Linked DNA regions of Homo sapiens: region 2 is linked to region 1. Evidence: chromatin loops called from intact Hi-C (ENCODE). Cell type or tissue: OCI-LY7. All regions are shown on one strand. Each heading gives the region's core, and the rest is flanking DNA. Links, peaks and the distances in the headings are about the cores only.

The links. A loop is a pair of places that touch in the nucleus more often than their neighbours do. Peaks named below come from ENCODE experiments on the same cell type or tissue, not always from the same donor. Only the 100,000 strongest peaks of a DNase experiment are listed, where the experiment ranks them.
Region 2: it touches region 1 in a loop (2.2-fold over the local background); 18 of 110 quality-filtered maps call a loop at or near these places.

The regions. Positions count from the first base shown.
Region 1 is chr3:14,755,113-14,766,898 of GRCh38, forward strand. It overlaps C3orf20 (chromosome 3 open reading frame 20), which reads left to right. Exons shown (of 17, transcript NM_032137.5): 13 at 2,259-2,562; 14 at 4,779-4,886; 15 at 6,361-6,503. Among named protein-coding and RNA genes, the nearest start is that of LINC02011, 50 kb to the right of the region's middle. In OCI-LY7, for the core only: CTCF peaks have their summits at 6,023 (motif pointing left) and 6,222; no DNase peak of the experiment used is centred there.
Region 2 is chr3:14,683,764-14,695,549 of GRCh38, forward strand. C3orf20 (chromosome 3 open reading frame 20) reads left to right here. Exons shown (of 17, transcript NM_032137.5): 4 at 479-619; 5 at 6,234-6,353. Among named protein-coding and RNA genes, the nearest start is that of C3orf20, 15 kb to the left of the region's middle. RefSeq lists enhancers at 2,715-2,864, 5,038-5,097. In OCI-LY7, for the core only: a CTCF peak has its summit at 4,206; DNase peaks (open chromatin) are centred at 2,768, 3,788, 4,988, 7,698 and 1 weaker place; H3K4me3 peaks cover 4,798 bases; H3K27ac peaks cover 6,273 bases.

The DNA.
Region 1 (11,786 bases), core at 2,079-10,078:
TTTTTCTAATTGATTTGTAGTATTTTACCTAGTGGAGACATTGGCCACTGTTCTATGGCAGGAGTTTCAAATATGTTTCTCGGTTTGTCATTTGTCTTTCATCTTTGGTTATGATAGTTTTGGTTTTTTGTGTATGTGTATTTTTTTTGCCACAGAGGGATTTTGGAGGCTGTTTTCTTTCATGTAGTTGACTTTATCAATCTTTTTCTATTATGACTTCTGGATTTTTTAGTCATAATTGTAAAAAGCCTTCCTGCTCCAAAATTATAGAATAATTTCCCCATATTTTCTAGTAGAAACGTTATGGCTTAATTGCCCCACATTTAAACCTTTGATTATTTTGAACTTCTCCCTGGGTAAGCTATAATTAATAGATCCAGTCTCCCCCACCCCCTGCTCTGCCCCAGATATGCAGGTTCTTGAGTAAGAGATATTCTTAACAAGTTTGTTCAGCAAGTACTTATCAGTATTAATAGCCCCTGAGAAATAATGCTCATCTTGCATTGCTCTTGTTTCAGGATGTCCTGGTTTCTAATCCTAGCCCTTGCCACTTAATTACCATATGAACTTGGGCACCCATTCACCTCGTGGGAACCTTCTGTTTTCTAATCTGTAAATGGCAATAAGAGTTTCTGGGCTGGGCGCGGCGGCTCACGCCTGTAATCCCAGCACTTTGGGAGGCCGAGGCGGGCAGATCACGAGGTCAGGAGATCGAGACCATCCTGGCTAACACGGTGAAACCCCGTCTCTACTAAAAATACAAAAACTTAGCCAGGCGTGGTGGTGGGCGCCTGTAGTCCCAGCTACTCAGGAGGCTGAGGCAGGAGAATGGCGTGAACCCGGGAGGCGGAGCTTACAGTGAGCCGAGATTGCGCCACTGCACTCCAGCCTGGGTGACAGAGCGAGACTCCATCTCAAAAAAAAAAAAAAAAAAAGAAAAAGAAAAAAGAAAAAAGAGTTTCTGTCCTGCCTGTTGCACAGAGTTGTTATAAAATTAACCAAGACAATGTCTATTCCAAGACTGTGATGCTGTAAAATGCTAAACATGCTACTGCCTTTCGTCATGTTTAGCATTTTACAGTATCCACAGTCTTGGAATAGACATCGATAAAGGTAGAATCATAGCAGCACTTTCTATTTGGATGGCGCTTATTCCCGTGTAAATACCACAACCCTCACAACAACCCGGTACAGTGTTTGGCACATAGTAGGGGCCCAACAAATATTGGTTTGAATATTTATTGAATCTCTGTTGAATCTTTACTATTTTTCAAATGCTACTGTTTTATTCCACTGAACAAAACACACCAAATTCATGAACTCATGGAACTTGCATTCTAGTAGGACAGAGAAGTGCAATAATAAAATTTAAAAGTAAAAGATATGTTAGATAGCAAGCAATGCTAAGAAGAAAAATAAAACAGGGAAGGGAAAGAGTGTTGGAAGAAGAGGGATGAAATAGGGCACTCAGAAAATCTCATTAAGAAGGTAACGTTTGGACAGAGCCTTGTGAGAGTGACATAATGGCTCTATGGAGGAACAGCAAAGGCCACTATCCTCCAAGACTAAAGGACAAGTGGAGGCCAGTGTGGCTGAAGTGCAGTGAGCAAAGGCAGGAATGCTGGAGAGTAAGAGATGTAAGGAGGATGAAATGCAGGGGGCAGATTCTTGCAGCCTTGAAGCACATGGCAGGGACTTTGGCTTTTATTCTGTAAAAGGTAGAAAGCCACCGGAGGGTTTTGAAGAGAGTAGTGACATGACGTGAGCTAGGTTTTAACAGGATCCCTTGGTCTGAGAACAGACTGAAGACAGGCCAGGGAAGAAAACACAGGACCCATTAGGAGGCATTAGCAGGCAGCCAGGCAAGAATGAAGGAGACTTGGACCACATCCGTGGGGGTGGAGGGGAGGAAAAGTGGTCAGATTGTGGGTCTGTCTTGAGTGTAGAGAGGACAAGCTTGCTGACAAGATTAGATGGGATGTGTTCGGTGTGAGAGAAGGGAGTTAAGGATGACACTAAAGCATTTTTTGACCCAATGGATGGGTGAAGGAGTAACTTGTTACTCTCATTTTGCACTGTGGAAAGAGGCCCAGAGAGGTTAGGGGACCTGTTCAAGGTGGTGCAGCACATTGGCAGCAGGGCCCAGACTAAAATCTGCCTGCAGCAGGGCCTTTGACCAGCAGGAGCCAGGGGGCTCTGGGAACCACAGACCTTCACCACCTTCTGAGGGTCCCTGTGCACTGTGCTCCTCCTTGCAGAGGGAAGGCCCGCGAGGGGCGCAGCCCCACCAGGTGGGCGGCCTTGCCCTCAGACTGCCCGCTGGTGCTGCGGAAGCTCATGCTCAAGGAAGACACCCGTGCTGGCTGCAAGTGCCTGGTGAAGGCGCCCCTGGTCTCTGACGTGGAGCTGGAGCGCTTCCTGTTGGCGCCCCGAGACCCCAGCCAAGTGCTGGTGTTTGGGATCATCTCAAGCCAGAACTACACCAGCACTGGGCAGCTCCAGTGGCTGCTGAACACTCTCTACAACCACCAGCAGCGGGGCCGTGGCTCCCCCTGCATCCAGGTTGGTCTGGGCCCAGTGAGGAGGCCCTGGAGGCCAGGGGCAGGGGTAGTGGGGCAGTCCGAGAAAACCCCCACAGTGCTAGGACTGGCTGAGCACCTGCCTGAGGGGCCACCCTCCTTCAGCTCCTTTCTCCTTGGAGTCTTTGTGTGTACTCTCCTGTCTGCAGTGTCCTCCCTCCCCCTGCTTCTGTCCTTCCCGCTCATCCTCTAGTTCTAAGGTGAATGTCACCACATAAGGGCCAGGCCCTCTTCTGACCCTTGAGACAAAATCAGGGCACTGTCCTTTCCTTCCAGTTTGTGACTGCTTGTTGGTGTGAATATTTAGAGCACGGGCAGTGCTCACCACTGAATCCTCAGGGCTCTGAAAATACTTGTAGACTGTCACAAGTACCCACTGTGTGCTGGGCATGGACCGGGCCCTGGGCACCCAGCATGACTCAGATGCAAACCGGGCCCTAGAGGAGCTCCCAGTGTGGCAGCAACTCCAGCACTGCCAGTGAGGCCGTGAGAGGACAGCTCTGGGCACACAAGAGCCTGGGAACATGTGCCTGCTGCCATCTGGGGGTCCGGAGGGCCATCCAGGTTAAATGGGGTTTTGGCAGGTGATTAATGTTCCTAGAAGAGGCAGTGGCCTGTGCGAAGGGGGACAGGAGAGAAGCACTGCTCAAGGTCCCAGCTGGTTATGGCTGAGGTCTAAAGGGAGTCTTCAGGCCCATGGAACCCACTCCTGCCTACTCATCGCTGCAGTAGAGTCGTTCCCACCTATCAGGCTTATGTAATCCTCCAAGCATGCAGTCATTCCCAGCAACATTGGCACAGTTTGAAGGCTGGCCCCAACCCCAGACCAACTGGAGCAAAGGATGGCACATGAGCACATGAGCTGGGTGTCCACATGGTGACTTCCTTCAAGCCCTGTTTGCCCTCCTGTCTCCTAGAATCCGCTGTCTTTGCCCATTTCCCAATTGCTGCTGCAGAGTTCTGGGTTTCATGTACACCAGGGGTAGGGGTTCTGCATGGACACCCTCCTCCCAGAAGTGGCCCCTCCCTGACTCTGGCACGTCCACCCTCGGGTCTGTGCTCCAGACCTTCTGAGCAGACACCAGTAGCCCTTTGACCATCTCAGTCCAAGAGTGTAGACTCAGCCACAAGCCTTTTCACTTGTCCCATACAGCAAAGCCATGTTTGTTTTCCAGAGCCAACCTCCAATTTAGTTCAATCCAGTGAGCATGTATTGAGTTAATTCTGTGTGTCCGTCCATGTAGAGACAGATAAAATCCCTGCCCACGGGGGAACTTAGAGTTGATTTTAGCTTATTATGGGGCTAGTCGTTGTTCGCTAACAGTTGTCCCTAAGCAATTGGAGTGCTCAGGTGGCCAAGCCCAGCCATGAACAGTGTGAGTGAGGACAGGGCGTGGCCTGAGGCAGTTGAAGTTCATAAAGGAGTGGGCAGCAGGCCTGGAGGACAGACTTGGAAGCAGGTGTCAGATTAGGGTGTCTTTGGTGAATGCAGAAATGTTCCCAGACTTTCTCTTTCCCTGACAGCTAGAACACTGGGTGTGGTTCTGAGTTTCATATTGTAGACTGAAAGGATAGCTGGAGGCACCTGGAAATAAGGCAGATAAAATGGGAAGACAGCACATTGGCTGTATTAATAGATCTGAGGCATCCAGAAAGAAGGAGGGGAGAGAGGCCAGCTTTCCTCTGAATTGCCCACACCCTACCTTGAGGTGTGGGTTCAGTTCAGGTCCTCTCCCTGGATATAGTGACTGGGAGGGTCCTGAGGGGCTTGCCAGGAGTGGGTAGGGAGTGGGGGAATTCTTTATGCTGTGTAAAGTAGACTCAAAAGCCTGGAAACGGGTCCACCTAAGAACACAGTTCCCATCTTCAAACCTCTGCAGTGCTACCTCCAGGGCAAGGGAGCAGTCACATTCTGTGGACCCCAGAGAGCCAGGCTAGTGGGAGTCACATGTGGGGCAGCCATCTCGGAAATGGCCTTCTCCCCTAGCGGGCTCTAATCAGATCCAGGGACATCCTCAAGGGACAGTCATGGGAGGTGTGCATGCAGGCCCAAGGGCCCCTGGAGCAGGAGGAGTTGGGGAGAGGGAGTTGTACAGGGCTCCAGGACTCAGGGGGAACCAGGCCTAGCCGAGAATATGGCAATCCAGGTACATCTTATTGGCATGGGGGTGACCAGTTCTCATATTTCTCTCCTGGTAGTGCCGGTATGACTCCTACCGCCTGCTGCAGTATGACCTGGACAGCCCCCTGCAGGAGGACCCTCCCCTGATGGTGAAGAAGAACTCTGTGGTGCAGGGGATGATTCTGGTGAGCCAGCAGGGACTTGCTATCCACTGCCTGCCACCCCAGCCGCAGCCACCTCTGCCCCTGCAGAATCACACATGTGGGAGGAGGAGGAGAGAGGAGAAGAAGGGAGGGGCTGCGGAATTATCTCCCCACCGTGGCTGAGGCCCAGAGAGCAGGAAGACTGACCAAGAGTCACCCAGCACACAGAGCTGGGGCTGAAGCCCAGGACCCTATGTGTCCCCCATCCCAGGAGACTGCAGGGACAGGTGACATTCAACCTAGCAAATCAAATTCCCTTCATCTGTTTGTTTTTAAATGGCTTTATCCTAAAAACAGTGTACTGTAAATACTTGCACATGTTCTTTATGGAAAGCTTAGAAAATATAATTTAGAAAATAATGACATCATCAGATCACTCAGAGAGTCTCATTTGCTCACCCCACAGATATGTACCTGGCACCTGCAAGGGCCACCACATGCTAACATTTTGGTGTCTGACCTTTGCAGTCCTTTTCTGCATATATTCTTTGCAATTCTTCTTTTTAAATTAAAATACCATGAGCATTTCCCCATGTCCTTATTTAGTTTGTAACACCTGATTTTTAACTACTGTGTAAGAGTCTGTCTTCTTTTTTTTTTTTTTTTTTTTTGAGACAGAGTCTCACTCTCTCACCCAGGCTGGAGTGCAGTGGTGTAATCTCGGCTCACTGCAACCTCTGCCTCCCGGATTCAAGTGATTATCCTGCCTCAGCCTCCCAAGTAGCTGGGACTACAGGTTCCCACCATCATGCCCGGCTAATTTTTGTATTTTTAGTAGGATTGGGGTTTCACCATACTGGCCAGGCTGGTCTCGAACTCCTGACCTTGTGATCCGCCCACCTTGACCTCCCAAAGTGAAGAGTCTGTCATTTTATCTATTTGTGCTGTTTTTGTTGACATTTAAGTTATTTGTATTTTTTTGCCATAACAAATAATGCCGTCATGAATATTTTTGCACAGAAATATTTGGGTAGGTGTCTACTTGTTGGGGACTGACCTATGGGGGTGGGAGCCCTGCCCTCAAGGGTTTCCCATTCCATGGGATAAGCTGAAACGTACATACACAGCAGGAGAACACATTTCTGGCCCCAGGGCTCTGTGGGGTTGTATGTGAAGTGCATTTGAGCTGGGTGGCCAAGCAGGCAGAAGGGAAGGAGTGCTGCCCTCCTCAGGTTGCCCAGGGAGATATGGCTGAGCCAAACCCCTGACCAGGCCCCCAGATCATAGGGCAACCCCACCGTCCCAGCCTGGGCAGGGGCTGGACTCAGCCATACCTCCCTGGGCAACTCAGGGAGGGCAGCACTCCTTCCCCAGCCACCCCAGGCCTGCCTCACGGCGTAAGCTCTGAGAGGCCTGTGGCGCTGTTCTAGTGAAATTCCAAACTTGCCTGTCTTATCAGTGGACACTGCTGTGCTGATGTGCTGAGGATCTCTCCTCATTTCCTTCCTGTCAACAGATGTTTGCCGGGGGGAAGCTCATTTTTGGGGGCCGTGTTTTGAATGGATATGGCCTCAGCAAGCAGAATCTGCTGAAACAGATCTTCCGGTCTCAACAGGATTACAAGATGGGCTACTTCCTGCCGGATGACTACAAATTCAGGTAAAACAGGAAACACGCAGGATGAGGGATGGGCCTGGGGAGGTATGGAGGGCAGAAAGGAGACTTGGGCTGTGAAAGGGGAACTGAGGGGAGCAGGCGGGGCTGAAGGGATGGAGTGGGGAGGGGGGCTGGAGGTGGGAAGCCTCCACCTGTGGCACACACATGGCAAAAACTGCGGCAGGAGGACTTTGCAGGTGGGCAGGGGAGAGATGGGAGCAGGTGCAGAGTGGGAGGGGGTGTGTGAGCAAAGCCATGTTGTGGGTTTCTTTGGGACACAAGTTTGGAAAAAGAGCCCCCTTGGGGAAAGAGGGACATGGGAATGCTTGCACAGTCCCTGTTTCTGTTGGAATATTCTAGACAGGTTTGGTGGGCAGGAGCTCTGGCTACACCCCCTCTCTGTCCCACCACACCCTACCACCACCTCATGTGCAAGCTGGGCTCTGCTTCTGCTTTGTTTTTTTGTTTGTTTGTTTTGAGACAGGGTATCACTCTGTTGGCCAGGCTGGAGTACAGTGACGCGATCATAGCTCACTGCATCCTTGAATGGCTGGGCTCAAGTGATCCTCCTGCCTCAGCCTCCCCACACAGACAAAGGCCATTCATGAAGTGATCCCAGGCCCCTGTAGCAGGAAATGCTGGCTTAAGTCTGCCTCTGGGCTTCTGAGCTTGGGCTTTTCAACCAGGTGATGCCAACTTGTTGAGCACCTCCTGGGCCCAGCTCTCGTGAGATGATCTTCTTGAGCCGAGAGACCTAGCTTTGAGTGGCTCAAGAAGAATACATCCTAGTCCAGGAAGGAGCCTGCGCTGCATGAAGCGCCTGAAGACTGCTTTAGGGGAACATGAGCAGATTTGAGAATGCCTGGGCAGCACGGTGCAGTGAGACACTTGCAGGATGAGGTTGGAGCCCCTGCTCCACTCTACTGGCTGGGTGACTGTGGTGAATCAGTTTACCTCCCTAATCCTCTGTTTCCTCACCTTCAAAATGAGGAAATAATGCCCACCTTGAGAGGCTGTGAGGATCTCATGAAAGTGTGTTCGTTAAAGAGCTTTGTGAACTGTGAAGCAAATGATGGGGCATGTGGAAAGTGTTATTTATATGCAGACCTGGGGTATGCAGCCCTAAGTCCTGTGACTGCACCCCCACAGCACCGAGTCTGGGTACCCCCTACTCCCACACAGGACCCTCAGTTTTCTAGGAGTCTTATGCCCTTCTCACTGCAGTAAGCTGAGTCTGGGCCTTGTCCGAGTGGGGCAACCCACTTCTGGAGGAACTGAAGAGGTCATGCCAAGTGACCCCCACAACTCAGAGCACTCAGCGGGGAAGGCAGGCCCAGGAGGAGCCTGTGGATGGTAAGGAGGAGCAGATGCTGAAAGGTGCAGACAGAAAAGTCACTGAGACCCCACTGCCTGAGACTTCAAGAGGGAGAGGGCTTGGTGGTCCTTGAAGACCAGTCACCAACAATCCCAGGGAGAAAGACAGAGGCACCAAGGGCAGGACAGGACAGGGGGACGCTATTGGGAAGGGCCCAGGCTGAAGATGAGCTGAGGCTGCAGGAAGATGCCAAAGAGGACCAGCAAGGGCATTTTCAGAAACATTCAGAAGAAGGCTAGCCTGCTATGGTGCATGGGGAGTGAATGTCTTAGCCTGTTGAACATTTATTTCCCACTGTCTGGAGGCTGGTAAGTCCAAGACCAAGGCGCCAATGGATTTGGTGTCTGGGAAGGGCTGCTTCCTGGTTCATAGATGGCGCCTTCTTGCTGTGTCTTTGCATGGCAGAAAGGACAAGGGTCTCTCTGGGGCCTGTTGTATAAGGGCACCAATCCCATTCATGAGGGTCCCACCCTCATGACTGACTGCCTTACCTCCCAAAAGCTCTGCCTCCCAACACCATCACCTTAGGGATGAGGATTTCAGCATATCAATTTGGGGGGACATAGACGTTCAGACATCACAGTGGAGGATGCCAGAAAGTAGTTACAAAGAGACATATTTTATTTGGCTCTAGATGTCCTCAAAAGGAAGATGCTCTTTAGTAGGAAATGACAGTTTAAGGAGTCCGGCCACCTTTCATAGCTGCGTGAACTGTGTAAAACACTCACCCTCTCTGTGCGCCAGCTTCTTTGTAGAGTGAGACTCACTGTATTGGGTTATGGGGATTAGAGGAGTCAGCACATGGGAAGTGCTGGCACATAGCTCACGTTTACTGAGATTACTGCCTACCCTTGTTAGTGATATTATTATCATTAAAATGAGCTCTGGTCTCCTAATGTGTTATATTCAAGGATTCTGAAAGAACTTAGTGGTATGCTTACAACAGTCTTCAACAATTGTTCAGGAATGGTGAGGAAAGAATCAGAAAACTAGACACACATACATACACACAAACCAGATACACACATATACAAACTATACACATACATACAAACTATAAACACATGTAAACCAGACACACATGTACACACATTAGATTCCTGCACTTACTAGATGCACAAACACACACAAACTAGACACACAGAAGTAGACACAAACTAGACACACATACACATGCATACACTATACACACATATACACAAACCAGACACACACAAACTAGATAGAAACATACACACATACATACAAACTAGAAACATGCACACAAGATGGTCTAGGTTCTTGAAAATGGAAAGAGGCAGATTCGTGAAACTATTAACCAGTAGGACTCCTCCTAATCCTAGAATAGCCAAGTGGGTTGATGGTTTAAGAGCACTTAGGTGAAAAAAGGAAATAGAATCTTTAATTGAAAGCATTGCCATAGCAGTTGTTCCTATAATCCGTATCTGTGAAACAAACCACCCAAGCTTTGTAGGATAAAACAACACAATCGTTTATTATTATTATTATTATTATTATTATTGTTGTTGTTGTTGTTGTTGTTGTTGTTATTCTCTGTCATGGTCCTGGTGCCAGCTGGGCTCAGCTAAGTGGTTCTTGTTTGGCAGGAGTGAGAAGGTCTGTCATACAGTTACAGTCAGAAGTTGTCTGGGGCTAAGTCATCTCCAAGGTTTGCGCACTCCCATACCTGGTGGTCAGTGTGGACTGTCAGCCAGACCACTCAAATGTAGCCTCTCCAAGTGGCCTGGGCTTCCTCACAACATGGTGGCTGGGTTCCAAGAGGGAGCTTCCCAGGAAAGGGCCAGCGAGAAGCTGTCTTGCCTTTCATGCCTTAGCCTCATAAGTCATGCAGCATTACACATTCCATTGCACTGAAGTCCCTGGGGCCAGCCCATATTCAAGGTCGGGGGGAATTAGACACCACCTCTTGATGGGGAAAGAGTGTTGAAGAATTTGTGGACATGTTTGAAAAGCACTCCATCCACCCCAGTTCCTCTTCCAGCAGGGTGACTGGTTAGTAGTACAAGACGTGCTGTTGGCCGGCCGCATCACCTGGATTCCAGAAGATACTGGGTGAAATCTCACAATGTCCTCATGGACAAGGTGGATGCATGTGGTTCAGATGGTAGCTTCTGCAGCCACACCCCAGTGAGTGAGGTTCAGCAGCAGCCTAAAGGGCAGGCCTCTGTGATTGGCCGGTCCATTTATTTTCTAAATATGCAACCAGGATGAATACATAGAAGGCTTGCTGATCAGTTGTGCCCTTGAGGGAGAAGAGATGGCTGAATCAAGGTCTCAGCAGGCTCAGTTGCTACGGGATGGTTTGGGGGAAAGAATAAATGTTCACCTTTAGATTTGGAAGGCTGATGGTCAGAGGCCATGGAAGGGGTAGCGTGAGGGACCATTATGCTGGAAACAGTCTCTGAAATCAGAAGAATCCATGCCTAGAGCAAGGGAGTCTGCAGTGCCAGGAGCTGACATTGTTTTCTATGTCCTCCGTTTACTGAGGGATGTTGGCCAACAGCTTTGCATCTAGAGTGCTAGGAGAGGGAGGCCCTCACTGTTGCTTGGTGGGAATCATGTCTTCCTTACCCAGAGTAGACTTGGCTTTGCACAAGTGTTGGGGGGGAGTCCAGGAAATCCTTCTGTGGAGGTGAGGAGGTGGAGAGAAAAGCAATAGGTGAGCAGAGCAGGTGCAGGGAAGCTGGGCTGGAAGCCAGGTCCAGTCAGGTTGGGGTGGTCACCAGGCTGGGGGCACTTCAGCCTTCTCTTTCCTCAGAGGAGCTGGCCACAGAAAGAGTTCTCAATGTGGGCCTGGAATCTGTGAAGCCGCCATGGAGAGGCAAGGGCCAGGAGCAGGAAGAGGAACCCACAAAGGAGTCGGACCATAGGTGCTGGGGAAGAAAGGGTCCCCACGGGGGCCTCATGAGCTCCAGCAGGGGCTGGGGCAAGCTGTCACCTGGCAGGTAGATTGCCTTCTGACAAACAGAGCAGAAGGGTGAGGGCCTGCCAGGCCAAAAACAACTGGGGGAGTCTGCAGGGCCTCTGGGAGTGGCGGGCCCAGTGGGCTGCACCAAGATAAGGCCACAGAAGGCTCCAAGCTTGGGAAACAGCAGCCCAGCTCGGGGCCAGGACTGATCAGAGACCAGAGCTGTGTGAGGCTTGGAGCCTCCCTGTCCCCCACTCAGCCTGTGCCTTTTCTCCTTTCTTGTGTGGCAGATAGTGATCCCCTCCCCAGGGCAGCCCTGTGCGGGGCGCTGGGTCACATCTGGCTCAGCCCCTGTCCTTGCCAGACTCTTCCCAACTGGGCACCAGCACAATAGGGACCGGAGAGGCCAAGAGCTCATCCTCACTCCCGAAAGCTTCCAGGCCCCCAGATGGAGGGGACTGAGGGAGCTCTGACACCTGGTAGGGCTCAGGAGGCTGGAGCTGCCAGGAAAGCTTTCAAGCAGCCAGCAGTAGCCAGGCTGGGAAGAACAGCCCAGAACACATGCAGAGCTCGTGAGTCTGCACCATGTCCACCTGCACACGACAGTCACTGCTATCCCCCTGCCTCCGTCATCACCCTCAGGGGCAGCCGGCGAGGGGGAGGGGGGTCACACACTAGTCACTATTTGCAGGCCCCTATCTGTGCCAGTGAGCAGAGGTGCTGCCCGGCTGCACTCATACAGCAGTGGGGACGAGGTACACAAGAGACCAGGACTGGACTTGTGACAGTGGTGACGGGGCGTGAAGGGCCCACCAGGCAGGGAGGGCAGTTGGCCCTCTTAGCTCAGCCTGCCAGCACCCAGGATGCAGAGAGTGGGTAGGTGAAGAGGTGGGGCGCCAGGGTAGCTGGAAGCCAAGTGCAGCCGGCCTGACCCCCAGCCAGGGCGGCTGTCCCCTTCCTGAGTGTGGCCAGAGCTGTGGGA
Region 2 (11,786 bases), core at 567-8,566, 73 kb before region 1:
TACGCAGAAGGCCAAGGCAGGAGAATCGCTTGAACCCAGGAGGTGGAGGTTGCAGTGAGCCAAGATCATGCCACTGCACTCCAGCCTGGGTGATAGAGCGAGACTCCATCTCAAAAAAAAAAAAAAAAAAAAGAACCGGGGTCCTTCCAAAGTGAAGGTGTCATCCCAGGATCAAGGCCAGGACCTACAGCAGCACCAGTGATGGAGCCTTCTGGATGCTGCATCATTTCAGAAACCAATAGCATCGGTACCCAGGCCTATGGGTAGGAAGAGAGACAGGCAAAGGGAGGAGAGCAAAGCGACATCTGAAGGGTCCTCAGAGCTTGAGAGCCTTTCACAGTAGCCCCCTCACCCCTGCATACCCTAGGAATAGCGCTCTACTCTACCCTTCTTTCCTGGGCCATTTACAGAGGTCCTTTTCTGGAAGCATTAGCCCCATGCTAGGAGGGACACGTGTTGCTTTCTATCATTGCTTTAGTGGGTGCCAACCCCTTGGACATCACCAGGCGCTTTGTGGAGGCCAGCCAGCTCCTCCACCTCAATGCCAAGGAGATGGCCTTCAACTGCCTGATCAGCACAGCCGGGAGAAGTGGCTACAGCAGCGGACAGTTGTGGAAAGGTGGGTACCTGAGCTTCAACCCTTAGGTAAGAAGTGCAAACAATATCAGCAGGAATGCAATGGAAAGGCAAAACCCCCAGTTTGAAGGTTTGACATTTCCAAGAATTGAGGTGGATGTGGAGCAACAGGGATTTTCAAATGCTACAGGTGAGTGGATGAATTGGTGCAATTCCTGTGGAGAGTGGTTTGGCGGTATCTGCTGAGTGGGCAACAGCTACACCTCACAACCCAGCAGCTCCTCTTAGAGGTCATTCCCTAGAGCCGTGCTCTCAAGCTACGTGCAGTGAAGGACTCATGTTTAAAATTTCCAGTCTGTTGTGGACTGACCCTTTTAAACACATGATAAATGTCACAGCAGTGTCAAGTTGCTGCACAGGCCTCTCAGTGCTCACCTTCAGTTTTTGTGCTCACCTGGTCATGGCCTATGTGGGTCAGTGGCAGTCCACAGGCTGCACTCGAGTCATACAGCCCGAGGGAAGCTCACACATGTTCCAGAAGTCATACAAGAATGTTTATTGCAGGCAGGCATGGTGGCTTATGCCTGTAATCCCAGCACTTTGGGAGGCCAAGGCAGTAGGATCCCTTGAGTCCAGGAGTTCAAGACCAGCTTGGGTGACATAGTGAGACTGTCTTTAAATTAAAAATAAAAAAAGAAATGTTTATTGCAGAATTCTTTGGACTGGCAAAAATTAATCCGAATGTTTATCAACAAGAGAAAAAGATATAAATTAAGGTCCATTTAGACAGTGGGACATAATGAATCACGAAAATGAGTGAGGCACTAAAGCATAGATATTTACAGAGAGAAATCTCCAATGATAGTATTAAGGAAAAAAAAGAGGAAGCTGTGGGAGGATATTACTTTTCAAAGTTTAAAAGCATGGAAAGTAGTAATATATCATTTATAGGTACATTACACAAAGTACAAGTATAAAAGCATGAAGGGGGAAATTCGAGGAAGTGATCTCTGGGGAGAGAGAAGGGGAACAGGATCTGGAAGACAGCAAGCAGTTGAGTCTGTAATGTTCTTTTTGTTGCTTTTTTCTCACCCAGTGACCTCTCTCTCTCTCTCTCTGTTTCTCTCTCTCTCTCTCTCTCTGTGCGTGCGTGCGTGTGTGTGTGTGTGTGTATGTGTGTTAAGAACACAAAATCTACTCCCCAAGCAAATTTTGAGTGTGCAATACAGTGATATTAACTATAGTAACCATGCTATATATTAGTTCTCCACAATTCATTCCTCTTATAAGTGAAAGTTTGTACCCTTTGACTAATATCTTCCCACTCCCCCGCTGCCACCCTCCAGTCCCTGTCAACCACCATTCACTCTCTGCTTCTATGAGTTTGAGTTTGACTTTTTTAGATTCCTCATGTATGTGAGATCATACAGGATTTGTCTTTTTTTTCTGGCTTTTTTTTCATTCAGCATATAATGTACTCTAGGTTCACTTATGTTGTAGCAAATGGCAGGATTTCCTTTTTTTTTTTTTTTTTTTTTTTTGAGACGGAGTCTCGCTCTGTTGCCACGCTGGAGTGCAGTGGCACGATCTTGGCTCGCTGCAAGCTCCACCTCACAGGTTCACGCCATTCTCCTGCCTCAGCCTCCCGAGTAGCTGGGACAACAGGTGTGTGCCACAATGCTCGGCTCATTTTTGTATTTTTAGTAGAGACGGGGTTTCACCATGTTGGCCAGGATGGTCTCGATCTCTTGACCTTGTGATCCGTCTGCCTTGGCCTCCCAAAGTGTTGGGATTGCAGGCGTGAGCCACCACGCCCAGCCCAGGATTTCCTTTTTTAATAGCTGAATCATATTCGTGTGTGTGTGTGTGTGTGACATTTTCTTTATCCATTTATCCTTTGATGAACATTTAGGTTGTTTCCATGTCTTGGCTATGTGAATAATACTGCAATGAGCATAGGAGCGTAGATATCTCTTTGAAATACTGATTTCTTTTCTTTGGATAAATACCCAGAAGTGGAATTGCTGGATCATATGGTAGTTCCATTTTTAAATTTCAGAGGAACTCCATACTGTTTTCCATAATGGCAGCACCAATCTCCATTCCCACCAGCTGCATACAAGGGTTTCCTTTTCTCCACACTGTTGCCAGCACTTGTTAGCTTTTGTCATTTTGGTAATAGCCATTCTAACAGGTGTAACGTGGTATCTCATTGTGGTCTTGATTTGCATTTTTCTGATGATTACTGACATTGAGCTTTTTTGTCATATACCTATTGGCCATTTGTGTCTCTTCTTTTGAGAAATGGGTCCTTAATCCATTTTTAAATCAAGTTATTTGGTTTTTGCTCTGCAGTGTTTTATGTCTTAAGCTTGGTAAATACACAGGTGTTCATTTTGAATGCCTGAAAGTACTCACTGACAAGAGGTTTTATAGGAAGCGTAAAAAAATTCTATCTCCTAACTATTTGCTGTCACCTGTAGAGTCAGTCCCCATTTAGTCTCTCTCCCTGTCCACTGAGTCAGTAGCTTTGTCAGGCTCCCCTGATGGTCAGAGATTAAACATCTGCTAATACACACATACAGTGCAAATAAATTGCATAGAAAAATTGCAGATCTTGGGGAAAAAATGTAAGATTTCATGAAGTCAATGAAAGTGATGCTGGAGAGCTGCAGAATGCCCCTCCAATGCCCCTGATGCCTGATGCGGGGGAGCAGCACTAGCCGCCTGCCGCAGAAGGGAAAACCGAATACAGGATCATGACTCCATGGAGAGAAAATAAAAAGCAGTAAAGCTCTTCAATAATTTTGCAAAAGGAAAACATGAAGGGCCTTATGTTTTATTGCCATGATACAATCATTCAGGAAGAAAGAAACCATACTGCCTTGAAAAACCCAGCAGTCATTTTTATTTTCTTTGTAAGACTTAATGTGTTCTTAGAGTACCAACTAATTTTTTAAAATACAAGATAAAATGTTATTTTCATAAATTTTGGCTTCCTTTTCTAAGACAAAGTTGTGATAAAACACTCTTACCCACAGTGTTTACCATGAAATGAAGATCTCTGTTTTAGGGGAAGTTACACTGTGCCTGTTTTGTTTAGGATCAGCTAGGCTCTGAGACCACAGGTCCTCTAGTTGTGCTGTAATTATTTGTGCAGGTGGTGATCGCCAGACAGAGCTCTGCACCTTGCATTCTGTTTTGGGGCTTAAAGATCTCCCTCATTTGGGGGCACAGCTGCTAAGTAGTCTGTTGCACGTGCATGAGAGTCCCATGGCAGATGTCAGGGTAGCTCCAGCCCAACCCTCGGGCCTGACACCTGCCTGAGCCACTCCCACCTGAATACCATGTCTCCTCACTTTTAAAAGGAAAATGGTCCTCACCACTAACACTCCTTCTGATAAAGTGTTTCAGCATTCTTTCAGGATGAGGGAGGCACAGTGGCTTCTGGCATCCTCTGTGGGCTGCGATTCATCTAATGGAGGAGAATGGGAAGAGAGTTAAGCTGAGCTGGGGGCAGGGGGCCTTTTGGGTGATCTCTGCATCTTGCTGTCCTGCTGCACCAGCCGATTGCTGAGAGCGCCCCTCTCCATCACACTCCCTAGCAAGCATCCCTGTCTTGTTGGCACTTGCTGGTGCAGACGCTCCTCTCTTTAATTAAGCCTAGAGTTTCCAGACAAAAATCTAAGTAGCAAAACAAAAACGAAGGAGTGATCCATTTATTTTGGAAAAACACTCATTCATCCTAAAAGGACTTTACTTACATAGCACTCCTGGGGCATAAAAAAGAAGATTCAAACTCTGATGATTTGTTTTGCATGAATTATGTTTTTCGGGACCGTCCTCTTATGTGAGGTAGACCAAAGCTGTAACAGGTCTAGAGTTAACTTCTTTTAAAGTTGGGACCAGGCCGAGTGTGGCGGCTCATGACTGTAATCCCAGCACTTTGGGAGGCTGAGGCAGGAGGATTGCTTGAGGCCAGGAGTTCAAGACCAGCCTGGCCAACATGATGAAACCCTGTCTCTACTAAAAATACAAAAAAATTAGCCGGCCGTGATGGCACACATCTGTAGTCCCAGCTACTTGGGAGGCTGAGGCTGGAGAATCGCTTGAACCTGGGAAGCAGAGGTTGCAGTGAGCCGAGACTGTGCCACTGCACTCCAGCCTGGATGACAGAGTGAGACTGTCTCAAAAAAAAAAAAAAAAAGAAAAAAAAGAAAAGAAAAAGAAAAAAAGCTGTATCCAGAATATCCCCTGTGCTAAGTAGTCTTCCCTCCTGTCCTGATACCTACTAGCCCTGGCTTGTCACTGAAGAAAACCAGACTGCTCCTTTATTTTTAGTTGACGACAATATCATTAATAAAAATGCAAAAAAGAGGAAGCAATCCTGCCATCTTCATATAAGAGCTACTTTTCACCTTTGCAGTTTCCTTTGTGGTTCCTGTGCTCGTGTATGTATATATATATATTTAGAGTATTGCAATTTTTCTGTTTCTTAGTTTCTTTTACTTAACAGAGTACAGCTGTTTTCCAACATGGCTATATACTTTAAATAATTGTCATTTTGAGTGGGCATAGACTCCTTGTAATGTTCATGTTCCACATTTACCGAAATGCTTAGGTTTCCAGGCTTTTTGTTATTTGTATAATGTGCATTGTAATAGGCAACTTTATGCACCTGGCTTCTTATTTCTGTTGTATTTAGTTAACTTCACAGGGGAGGGATCATTGGAGCAGAGGTCTCAGTATATATATATAGCTCTTCTTCTGAAATCACACTTAATTTGGATTCTCTCTACACCAGCAGGGTTGATGGGTTTTATTCCTTCTTTACCATTACTGGCTATTGTTAGTTCTTTTCATTTCTACCAAGTTAGAAGGTCCTGAAAGTTGTCTTAATTTCAACTTCTGGATCACTAGCAGAGGTGATTACTTTTGTGTTTTATCATCCATTGTGGAATCTCTATAGTCTTTGTCCACTTAGGAGGTCAAATTTGCCATTTTCTTTTTGAATTTGAGTGAGCTGTGATGAGTGAATCACCTAAAATTTTCTAACAGTGGTTTCACGCCTAACCAGTGAAATGACTATATTTGGGGGAAGAATAAACAAATGATTTGGTGAGGTTTGTATAAGAATGAACAAGATTTTCCACTAGCCATAAGGGTGCTACATTTTAATTCTTAAGTGGTCAGATATCAAACGATTCTATAAAAGATGGTGTGATTCTGCAAGAGACTGATATATTATTGAAGAAGCATCTGATGTCTGTGGCTTAGATAAGGGGGAATAGATGGTTCTTAATTTCCTTCTTGCTGGCCCAAGGCTTATCCTCTTGACCTGGTGCAGCACTGATACCTGCCTTTGCCCTTGGAGTAATATCACTTTTCGTGCTTGCTTGCTGTTCCTTGTTCCGGTCCCCCTCTTGAGAGGGTTGGGGAGGAGAGGCACTGCAGAGGGGAACTGTAAAGATTTCCTCTAATTGCTCTGCCGGTGCATTGCAAAATCTTCTTCCAAGATCTAGGTGTTTTGTAACAATGCGGCACTTTACAGTATGTGACCCACCGTACTACTAGAACAAGAAATCCATGTTACATTTTTGGCTAATAAAATTAAAAGTAAACAGTTGAAAGAAGAATCTCTCTCTCTCCCACTCCAGAGTCCCTCGCAAACATGTCCGCCATTGGGGTGAACTCGCCTTACCAGCTGATCTACCACTCTTCCACAGCCTGTCTGAGCTTTTCTCTCTCTGCTGGAAAAGAAGCCAAGAAGAAAATAGGTAAAAATGGTTCCTCGTGGCCTACCATTCATTGGTGGTGGCGGTGGGGTGGGGGATAGGTTTCCGTCTACCCTGTGTAGGTTGGTGGGATGGTTTGATTTGGTCTTCTGATTAGAAGGATACATAGCGGCTCTGCCTGGAGATCCAGCAGCTGTCCACACAGATTTGCTCATGGAAAGGTTGTCACAGTCCAGCCCTATCACTGCATAGCACAGGCTCATCATTTCAGCTTGCTCATGCCCTACATTCCCAGCGATGTGGCGTCCCTCCTCTGGGACAACATCCCACCAAACCCATCTCTTCTATCCCTACAGTATCCCAAACTCACGCCTCTGCTCAGACAGCTCTGTCCAGTCACACAGCAAGTGGGGGAACTAGTATCTGAAGAGAGGTATTTGGATACCAAACCTGGTAGACCTCAGTTGCACTTCCCAAATTGGGCAAGTTTTTATGGGCAGGAAACAAAGACATAGGAGATACTCCTATTCTACTGAGGAAGACACACACAGGAGAGGCTTCAGGAAGAGAACAGGTGGCAGACAAAGACAACCAATGTGACAATACCTGCTCAGGAAGAAGCTCAGAGGAGAGACAGGCTGGGGCTGCAGACAACAGGACAAGGTCTGGCAGAACTCCCAGGCCCACCCTGCTAGCCATGACAGCTGGGTTGTGGGGACAGGGTAGGTAGGAGAGGACCACGTTCCTGAAGGTGGTGGGAGGGTGGATGGCAGGCAGGAATGCTCAGGCTGTCCAGATGACTCCCACAGACACTGGAGGTAAGGCTGGAAGCCAAGGAGCTTGGATTTCCTCCGTGCCCCAGCCCCTGGCTGGCTGTTTGACCCGCCTTCCTCAGCCCTCACCTCCATGTTGGTAAAAGGGGGATGGTCATCATGGGCGTGCCTTGTATTTCATCACTCACCATATCGAGCTGATCCTATACTCTTTCCGTTATTGAACAAATGGTTATTGAACACTTGCTAACTGTCAGTCTCTGTACCAAATGCTGGGGATACAGATGTGGACTTGTAAGACAGAAAATGCCTTGCTTAAAGGAGCTGACCTCCTCCTTCCGGGCACGGAGTAGCTTCAGCGGCCGCCACACCTTCCTGACTGCTCTACCTGTGTTGATGTGCTTCATCTCATTGTGGTACAATAACCCACAGCACCATTGCCAGCACCCCATTGCATGTGCGCCTGGCTTAGTACTCCATTATCATGTGCCCTCCTGAGCTGGCCCTAGATCTGGCCCTGTGATCCCACAGTCAGTTTGAGGGAAAAGAAAGTACTCTCAAGACACCTGGTGATTTAATGACTTTTTCTGCGTAATGAACTTGAGGGTGATGTCTTGAGCAAGGCTGTTTCAAAGCAAGAGTTAAATACAGAAGTCCTCCGTATCCAGGGTTTCCCCTTTCTGTGGTTTCAGTTACCCATGGTCAACTGCGGTCCAAAAATATTAAGATATTTTGAGGCAGAGAGAGAGAGGGACCACATTCATATAACTTTTTTTAATTTTAAATTTTTGTGGGGATAGTCGGTATATATGTTTATGGGTTATGTGAGATATTTTGATACAGGCACACAATAATCACATCAAGCTAAATGGGGTGTCCATCACCTTATGCATTTATCCTTTGTGTTACAAACAATTCAATTGTACTCTTTTAGTCATTTAAAAATATATAATTAAATTATATTTGACTGTAATCACCCTGTGTGCTATCAAATACTAGGTCTTATTCATTCTTACTGTTTTTTTTGTATCCATTAGCCCTCCCCACTCCACACTACCCTTCCCAGCCTCTGGTAACCATCTGCTCTCCATCTCCATGAGTTTAATTGTTTTAATTTTTAGCTCTGATAAATTAGAACATAAGAAGTTTGCCTTTCTGTGTCTGGCTTATTTCACTTAACATAATGATCTCCAGTTTCATTCATGTTGTTGCAAATGACAGGATCTCATTCTCTTTTTATGGCTGACTAGTACTCCATTACGTGTATGTACCACACTTTCTTCATCCATTTATCTGTTGTTGATTGACACTTAGATTGCTTCCAACTCTTGGCCATTATGAGTGGTGCTGCCCTAAACATGGGAGTGCAGATATCTCTTCATTATACTGATTTCTGTTCTTTCAGGTATATACCTACGTGTGGAATTGCTGGATCGCATAGTAGCTCTATCTTTATTTTTTTGAGGAACCCCCAAACTGTTCTCCATAGTGGTTGTGCTAATTGACATTCCCACCAACAGTTAGGAGGGTTTCCTTTTCTCCACATCCTCACCAGCATTTGTTGTTGCCTGTCTTTTGGACAAAAGCCATTTTAACTGGGTGAGATGATATCACCTTGTAGTTTTAATTTGCATTTCTCTGACTATCAGTGATGTTGGGCACCTTTTCATATACCTATTTGCCATTTGTATGTCTTTTTTTGAGAAGAATGAGCTTGAAAGATCACTCAATCAGATTATTAGATTTTTTTTCCTGCAGAGTTGTTTGAACTCCTTATATATTCTCGTCTGGTCAAATGGGTAGTTTGCAAATATTTTCTCCCATTCTGTGGGTTGTCTCTTCACTTTGTTGATTGTTTCCTTTGCTGTGCAGAAGCTTTTTAACTTGATGTGATCTGATTTGTCCATTTTTGTTTTGGTTGCCTGTGCTTGTGGGGTATTACTCAAGAAATCTTTGCCCACTCCAACGTCCTGGAGAGTTTCCCCTAATGTTTTCTATTAGTAGTTAATAGTTTGTGGCCTGAGATTTAAGTCTTCAATCCATTTTGATTTTATTTTTGTGTATGGTGAGAGATAGGGGTCCTTCTGCATATGGTTATCCAGTTTTCCCAGCACCATTTATTGAAAAGATTGTTCTTTCCCCATTGTATGTTCTTGGCACCTTTGTCATAAATGGGTTCATTGTAGACGTATAGATTTATTTTGGGGCTCTGTATTGTGTTTCACTGGTCTACATATCTGTTTTTATGCCAGTACCATGCTGTTTTGGTTACTATAGCTCTGTTGTATAATTTGAACTCAGGTAAGATGATTCCTCTAGTTTTATTATTTTTATTTATGATAGCTTTGGCTATTCTAGGTCTTTTGTGGTTCCATATAAACTTTAGGAATGATTTTTCTATTTCTGTGAAGATTGCCATTGGTATTTTGATAGCGATTGCATTAAATCTGTAGATTGCTTTGGGTAGTACAGACATTTTAACAATATTTATTCTTCCAATCCATGAACATGGAATAGCTTTCCATTTTCTGATGTCATCTTCAGTTTTTTGCATCAGTGTTTTATAGTTTTCATTGTAGAAATCTTTCATTTCTTTAATTCCTGACTATTTTAAATGGAATTACTTTCTTAGTTTCTTGTTCAGACTGTCCACTGTTGGCATATAGAAATGCTACTGATTTTTATATGTTGATTTTTGTATCCTGCAACCTTACTGAGTTTATCAGTTCTAATAATTTTTTGGTGGAGTCTTTAGGTTTTTCCAAATATAAGATCATATCATCTGCAAACAAGGATAGTTTGACTTCTTCCTTTCCAATTTGGATGCCCTTTATTTCTTTCTCTTTTCTGATTGCTCTAGCCAGGACTCCCAGTACTATATTGAATAATGGTGGTGAAAGTGGGCATCCTTGTCGTGGTCCTGATTTTAGAGGAAAGGCTTTCAGTTTTTCCCCATTCAGTATGATATTAGGTATGAATCTGTCATATATGGCTTTTACTATGTTAAAGCATATTCCTTCTATACCCAGTTTTTTGAGGGTTTTTATCATGAAGGGATGTTGAATTTTATCAAATGCTTTTCCAGTATCAGTTGAAATGGCCATAGGGTTTTTGTACTTCATTCTGTTGATAGGATGTATCACATTGATTGATTTGCATATGTTGAACCATCCTTGCATCCCAGAGATAAATCCCACTTGGTCATGATGAATGATCTTGATCTTTTTAATGTGTTGTTGAATTCAATTTGCTAGTATTGAGGATTTTTGCACCAGTATTCATCAGTGGTATTGGCCTGTAGTTTTCTTTTTTTGATGTGTCTTTGTCTGGTTTTGGTATCAGAGTAATATTGGCATCATAGAATGAGTTTATAAGTATTCCCTCCTCCTCTATTTTTCAGAAAAGTTTGAGTAGGATTGCTATGTTCTTTAAATGTTTGGTGGAATTTGACAGTGAAGCTATTGGGTCCCAGGCTTTTCTTTTCTGGGAGACTTTTTATTATAGTTTCAATCTCGTTACTTGTTATTGGTCTGTTCAGGTTTTGGATTTCTTCATGGCTCAGTTTTGATAGGTTGTATGTGTCTAGGAATTTATCCATTTCTTCTAGATTTCCCAATTTATTGACATATAGTTGCTCATAATAGGGACTAATGATCCTTTGAATTTTTGCAATATCAGTTGTAATGTCTCCTGTTTCATCTCTGATTTTATTTAATTGGGTCTTCTCTCTTTTTATCTTAGTCTGGCAAAAGGTTGGTCAAATTTGTTTTTAACTTTTTAAAAAAACAGCTTTTGTTTTTATTGATCTCTTGTATTGTTTTCCTTGTTTCAGTTTATTTATTTCTGCTCTTATCCTTATTATTTCTTCTACTAATTTTGTGTTTGGTTTGCTCTTGCTTTTCTAGTTCTTTAAGTTGCATCATTGGGTTGTTTATTTGAAGTTTCTCTTCTTTTTTTTTTGAGATGAAGTCTCACTCTGTTGCCCCAGGCTGGAGTGCAGTGGTGTGATCTCAGCTCACTGCAACCTCCACCTCCCGAGTTCAAGCAATTCTCCTGCCTCAGCCTCCCGAGTAGCTGGGATTACAGACATGCACCACTATGCCTGGGTAATTTTTGTATTTTTAGTAGAGACAGGGTTTCACCATGTTGACCAGGCTGGTCTTGAACTTCTGACCTCAAGTGATCCACCTTCCTTGGCCTCTCAAATTGCTGGGATTACAGGAGTAAGCCACCATGCCTGGGCTGAAGTTTTTCTTCTTTTTGATGTAGGCACTTAACAGCTATAAATTTTCCTGTTAGTACTGCTTTCACTGTATCCCACAGGTTTTGGTATGTTGTGTTTCCATTGTCTTTTGCTTCAAGAATTTTTAAAATTTCCTTCTTAATTTCTTCACTGACCCACTGGTCATTCAGGAGCATATTGTTTAATTTCCATGAATTTATATAGTTTCCAAAATTCCTCTTGTTGATCTCTAGTTTTATTCCATTGTGGTCAGCGAAGATGGTTGCTGTTATTTCAGGTTTTTTTTTTTAAATGTTTTAAGACTTGTTTTGTGACCTAACATATGATCTAGCTTTGAAAATGACCCACGTGCTAAGGAAAAGAATGTGTATTTTGCAGCCATTGCATGAAATGTTCTGTAAATATCTATTAGGCCCATTTGGTCTATAGTATAGATTAAGTCTGATGTTTCTTTGTTGA